Regions from separate parts of the Homo sapiens genome. Here region 2 is linked to region 1. A link is a contact called in ENCODE Hi-C or POLR2A ChIA-PET data. All regions are on one chromosome and are shown on one strand. Each heading gives the region's core, a stretch centred on a gene start or an enhancer-like site at or near the end of the contact. The rest is flanking DNA. Distances are from core to core; before and after follow the strand shown. Region 1 holds the start of HMGB3 (high mobility group box 3). Region 2 holds the start of EOLA2-DT (EOLA2 divergent transcript).

Region 1 (3,054 bases), core at 358-2,857:
CGTGCTCATCTGTAACCCAGAATGCAGGTCCAGCCGAGAACACTTTCTCCAAAGTTTCCAAATAAAAATGCAGCTGCGGCATGTCATCGTCCCTGTCCCACCCCCCAGCTTCCCGCCATCTTTTCCTTTTCCCACACCCAAGGTCATCATGTAAAACTAAAGAGCTCCCCTTGGCAGCAGCCGCCCAGGAGGCTGCCCAACAGAGACCCGCAGCGGCGGCCCGGGCGGGGCGGGACCGGGAGCGGGGGAGTCCCGGCCGGCAGCAGGCAGCCCGCCTCGGCCCCCGTGCCGGGTCACCGGGACACCCGTAATTCACCTTCCATTTTGTCAAAAGCCTCCTGATGAAAGAAAGTGCCCCTGAAATCCGCCGCTGTCATCCCCGGGGGACGCGCGGGGCCGGGGGCGGCGGCGGTGGCGGTGCGCGGGGGGTGTGCGGCCGGGCCGGCGGCAGCCGCGGCACTGGTGGCGGCGTCCGCCGCGCCTCGGAGTCCCACTCGCTAAAATGGCTGATCCGCGCGCGGCCGGCGCGGGCGGCGGCGACAGCGGCGAACAAAGCGGCCCGGGCCCCGCCGCCGCCGCCCGCCCGTCGGCCCCCACCCCGCCCCGCCCCGCCCCGCCCGGGCCGCCCGGGGGCTCGGGGGCCCGGGCCGGACCTCCCCGCCCCCCGGCGCGGGGCGCACTCCTCGGGATAACAAAGGCGCCCGTGCAGCCATGACGCTCGGCCGCTCCAGGGCCCGCAGCGGCGCCCCCGGCCCTCCGAGCCGCCCGCCCCGGGCCGCGGGCGCCGGGGCCGAGGCCGGAGCCCGCCGGGCGCCCCGCCGACCGCTCCGCCCGCCTCCCCTGCCCTCGCCGGAGGCCAGCGCCGCGCCAGCCATGTTAGCGGCGGCGGCGGCGCCGGGCGGGCGGGAGGCGAGAGGGGGGCGGCCGGCCCGCGCCCCCCCGGGCCACCGGGCGCTCCGCGACGGCCATGTTAACGCAGAGCCAGCGGCGTAGCCTGCGGGCCCGCGCGGCGCCGGGCCAAGCCCGGGAGCGAAGTTTGCCCGTGCGGCGGCCCCCGGCGGGCACCAGCCGCGCAGCCCCCGGCGGGCACCGGCCGCCCGTTCCCCAGCGGAGTCCGTCGCGGGCCGGGGAACTCCCGGCCCCCTTCCCGCTGCCGCCGCCCAGCGCCCACAGCCCGCAGCCGCCCCTCTGCTCGCCCAGCCGCCGCAGCCGCAGCTGCCCAAACATCTGGCCTCGGGGGCCCTGGGTTCCCGGCTGCGGCCCCTGGGGCCGCCACGGGCGGGCGTCCGCCGAGGGGGCCGACCCCCGAAAGCGGGGAGCTCGGGGAACGCGTTGGAAAAGTTGAAACACCTGAATTGCTTCTTCCTTCCCGGCCGCCTAGCAGGAGGGAAGGCGGAGGGGGCGGGAAGGGAATGGGGAGTAGAGGCAGGGGGAGGCGGCGGCAGGGCGCGCTCACGGCGGCGCGGGCCGGAAAGTTGTGCGGGCGCTGCGGCGGCGGCGGCGGCGGCGGCGGCGGCGGCGGCGGCGGCGGCGGCGGCGGCGGGAGCGGGCGGTGCGAGACGTACCTGTATTGTTCGCTAGTCTGGGCAGCGCAGGGCACGACGCGCGGCTCAGCGCTCCCCAGCCTCGCGCTAGCTGCCTCCACGAGAGCCGCCTGATTGGCCAGCGGGCTCTGCCGTTTAAAACAGCCTCCTCGCCTGGCCATTGGCTGCGGGCCTCATGCATATTAAGCAGGCGTGGACGCCCATTGGGCGCGGCTGCTGGGATCATTCATTCAAACAGAACGACCCGCCGGCGCCGGCTACGGAGGCCAAACAGGGAAAGACCTAGTCTCGCCTGCCCGCCCCGCCCACCTCGCCAGCCCCCTCGGGGAACAGAACTGGGATCGCCAAGGGCTTTGAAGAGGTGGCCCTGCGATTCCCGGAGGCCTCGGCCTCTGGCGTGGGAAGATGAAGTCCAGCCCCGCTGCGCTGCCCTCTGCTCCCACCGCACCGCGGCCTTGGCGCCCCTGGCCTGCAGTCAGCTCCCCTGCCCGGGGAAACACCCCTGGGCCCACCACGAAGGGCCGATGGTAGACCACCTCTACCCGGTTCGGCCGCGGCGCCGCGACAGAAACGCGGCGGCAGCTCGCTCCTCGATGCCTGGCGGAGGGCAGCTGCTTGCTCGCCAAGACCTCGGGATTTAGTCCTCGGATCTCGCTGCCTATCCGAAAGCCACCTGATTCCGCTTCTGCGGATCGTGCTCAACTAGGCTCTTTCCACTAAATGCCAGAAGGTCTTTATTTGCGCCCGAAATTGCGGAACCGACGGGCTAAAAGAGGAAAACAAAATTTGGCAAGAGCAGAGAATTTGTGAGAAATTGTAGTTTTGTGGGCAAAGAATAACACTTTTCTTCTTACCCTCTTCACTGTCTCGGTTCAAGGCCCTCATTCCCTCTGCTCTCCTGACACACCCTAGAGCAAAGAATTAAAGCTTCGGGAATGAATGAGTGAATGAATGAATGAATGGGATTTGACTTGATCTCCACTTTGCCATTGGCTGGTGGTATGGCCTTGAGCTAGTCACTTCTTTGGGGATTCAGGCAATGTTTTTCAAAGTATAGGAGCCGCAGTGTCACTTCTGTAAGGGATGTTCTGAAATTCGTGGGGCCGGTGCCTGGATGACTGGCAGGTGTTGCTGGAATTCAATAAGAGGAAGGAACGGCCGGGGATACTAAATATCCTACATTGCATAGGACAGTCCCACGCAAGGAAGAAATACTCCACTTCAAATGCAAGTATCAGCCCTATTTGGAAAGAAAGTATCTGAGGGCCCTTGCCTGGAAAGAATGAAAGGGTGAGAAAAAGAGCAGTTTAAAGATTGACAGTTGGAGAAAATAATGCAAAGGAAGAGATGTCATGAGTTTGGTTTTTCTTTTCTTTGAAAGGCCAAGAGATCCAGCTATTTATGAGTCCTATATTCAGAAATAAGCCCCACCAGAACATGAATTTTCCAAATGCTGCTTCCAGAAACCGTGGCTGAGTTTGAGGTGTGCAAAGGATCTGGCTTCACAGGG
Region 2 (2,909 bases), core at 410-2,909, 1.0 Mb after region 1:
AGCCCCGTCTCGCTTCTCCTACCCCTCTGCCCACCCCAACAACCTTTCAGCTCTTTCCTCCAGCTCTGCACTAGCTCCTCCCCCGCAATTCTCACCCGCCAGCCTTGGTGCAGCTTGGCTCCTCCTTCTCCAGCTCTTTCCCGCAGCCCCGCCCCATCTGCTCCCACAGCGCTTTGCCACAGCCTCGCCCTGCTCCTCCTCCAGGAACGCCCGGCTTTCCCTCAGCTCCACCCTGCAGCTGAGCTGTGCACCAGGCCCTCCCACAGAGCTTTCTCGTGATTCCACCCTACACCTCCCCAAGCCGCCGCTCCCCTAAGCTGGTTCTCAGGAGTCCGCGGAGTCCTCCCGCAGCTGTTCCTCGCTCAATTGCCCACTGCCCCGGCCTGCTCCTCACACCACTGATGGCAAAGCCCCGACCCCAGACCCTCCCCAGTGGTTTCTCTCGGCCCGGCCCTACCCCGCCCCTCCAACGCCTGCTTCCAAGGCCCCGCCCCCAGCCCATCCTCAGCGGTTTCTCTCAGCTCCGCCCCGCCCCAGCCCCACCCGGCTCCTCCTGCGGCTGGTTAAAAGGCCCCGCCCCCAGCCGCTCCCCAATGGCTTCGCTCAGACCCGCCCTGCCCCGAACCCCCCCCTGCTTCTCCCGCGGCTGCCTCCGAAGCCCCGCCCCGCGCCGAGCCCCGCCTCTCCCCATCTCCTCCCTGTTTCTCCCGCGGGTGCTTCCAAAGCCCCGCCCCCAGCACCCCCCTCAGCGGTCTCTCTCAGCCCGATCCAACCCTTTTCTGAGCCCCGCCCTGTTTCTCCTGTGGCTGCGTGCAAACCCCACCCCCCAGCCCCACCCCAGAGGTTCCCCTCGGCCCTGCCCCGCCCCCCCAGCCCCGCTTCTCCAAAGGCTGTTTTCAAAGCCCCGCCCCCGAGCCCCTCCCCGGCGGTTCCCTCAGCCCCGCCCCACCCCTCCCCGAGCCCCAGCCCCCCCCGAACCCCGCCCCGCCCCACTCCTCCCCCAGCCCTGCCCTGCTTCTCCAGCACCAGCTTCCAAAGCCCCGCCCCCAACCCCTCCCCACTGGTTTCTTTCAGCCCCACCTTCCTCCTCTCACCAGCCCCCTCCCTCCCCGCGCTGGTTCTCAGGAGTCCGCGAGCTCCTCCTGCAGCCTCTCCTCGCCCAGATCGCCCATAGCCCCGCCCCCAATGGTTTCTCTCAGCCCCGCCCCACCCCCTCGAGTCCCCGCCCCATCCCAAGTCCCCGCCCCATCCCCTCAAGTCCCCGCCCCACTCTCAACCCCGCCCCAGCGGTTTCCTCACTCCCGCCCTTCCCCTCCCCCAGCTCCGCCCTCCTCCTCTCAGCCCCGCCCCCATCCCCTCCCCATTGGTTTCTCCCAGTTCCTTCCTGCTGGTCTCGCAGCTCTGGGCTTAAAAATCCTGCCTGGTGGTCTCGTCCCGCCCCTCCTCTTCCTCCCTCCGGTTCCTTTTCCTCCTTCCGGTTCTTGGTCTAGGCTGCCTGTCTCGAGCTCCCCGGCCTTGTCCTGGTTGGCTGGCGCGGGACAGGATCCGGTAAACTGAACAGCGTCTCCTTGTGGCAAGTGCGTGCGTACGTGCGTGGCGACGTCACTGCGTGGCTTCGTGAATACGTGGCTTCCTAGCGATTTGGCGGTGTATAGGCGTGGCTGAATACGGGCCTCCTGCGTACGTGCGTGGTGTACGTACGTGCGTGATTACGCGCACACGTACGTTCCTCATGAAAGGGACGACGGGAGCTGCATGAAAGCCGAAGTTATGGACCGCTAGCATCTGTCACTGGCCACCGGTTTCCGGGAGTAAGCGGCAGCTACCTTACAGCCCTGACACGAGCCGGGTGCTCTCTCTTCTCACCGCGGCCCACGTCTCCTCGCTGGCTCCGGTGGCCTCGCTGGGTCGCGAGGAGGCGGAGGACTGTACTCTGAGGCCAAAAGCCAGAGTCGGCCCTGAACGCCCACGACTCTCAGGGTCCAGAGGCCGTGAGACCGGCCGCGGCTGAAAGGTACCAGGGCCCCTGATGCCGGAGCCCGTGTGCTCGGCCCTCTTGCAGACGGTACTTGCGGGCTGGGGTTTCTTTCCCCTGGGTTTCGGGCAGAGAACCCGTGCGGGGCGCGCCCGAAGCGCCCTTTGGTGTCCCTTGCTCTCCCCATGGTCTCGGCCCCCCTCCTTCTAAGCGCGTGTACCCGCGACCTGCGTCTGCAAGTGCTGCTCCACACACAGCGGCCCCATCTCGGCCCGGTCTTCCCTGCCTCCCGCTTGGCCCCTGTGCTGTAAGCTCGCCTGGACCCCAGGCCGGGCGGTGCATAGCTCTGTGGCCTGTGGCCCCGTGCTCAGCATGACCTAACCAGAATTAAGCAGTGGACAATGGGATTTAGGCCCCCCAAACCCTCGTCCGATGACAATGGGAGGGGAAGTGTGATTTTTCTCCCCTCGGATGGAGCGTGCTCAGCTGTAGGAATGTGACTCAACTTGCTGAAATGATTTTCTGCTCTGCGGACTGGTGCACCCTGTGACCCAGACAGATGTGGAGGGTCCCACCGCTCTGATTAGCAGAACCAAACCGTGAGTGAGGTGCACATGTGTTACTCTTAGGACCGGCCCTCCCAGCTCTTGGTTTCCAATGCCTGCTGAGTAGAAGACCTTCCTAGGGCCATTAACCAGCTTTGCTGACTTGCATTTAATGACCTTTCCTCTTTATCTTCCTTGTTGTGCAGGTAAAGAAACCAAGTGGAAGAGTGTTTCCTCCTCTGGCCGTAAAGCAGGTACTCTCTGCAGCACCAGGTAGGAGGGGACTCAACCCCCTTCTTGCCTTTTCAGTTACATCAGTTCCTACTAGGGATTCCACACACACACAGTTGTTGTGATTTTGTGGTGATGACGAGAAAAGGGTTGGCTAA

The links. A loop is a pair of places that touch in the nucleus more often than their neighbours do. ChIA-PET counts read pairs that join two places held with the same protein, here RNA polymerase II (POLR2A). Pooled maps may share reads with other maps.
Region 2: a map of IMR-90 shows a loop between it and region 1 (21-fold over the local background). The contact joins the promoter of EOLA2-DT here to the promoter of HMGB3 in region 1. A Hi-C loop is called at or near these places in 2 of 168 maps with a recorded cell type or tissue (IMR-90 and naive thymus-derived CD4-positive, alpha-beta T cell), 3 of 37 single-sample maps with no recorded cell type and 12 of 50 pooled maps. POLR2A ChIA-PET finds 5 or more read pairs at or near these places in 2 of 52 experiments (Caco-2 and endothelial cell of umbilical vein).

The regions. Positions count from the first base shown.
Region 1 is chrX:150,981,888-150,984,941 of GRCh38, reverse strand. It overlaps HMGB3 (high mobility group box 3), which reads right to left and starts at 1,607. Exons shown (of 5, transcript NM_005342.4): 1 at 1,566-1,607. RefSeq lists a silencer at 1,577-1,776 and an enhancer at 1,898-2,593.
Region 2 is chrX:149,937,298-149,940,206 of GRCh38, reverse strand. EOLA2-DT (EOLA2 divergent transcript) reads right to left here and starts at 1,659. Exons shown (of 12, transcript NR_027456.1): 1 at 1,421-1,659. It overlaps EOLA2 (endothelium and lymphocyte associated ASCH domain 2), which reads left to right and starts at 1,716. Exons shown (of 5, transcript NM_001013845.2): 1 at 1,716-2,014; 2 at 2,727-2,774. RefSeq lists silencers at 471-530, 811-890, 1,001-1,270.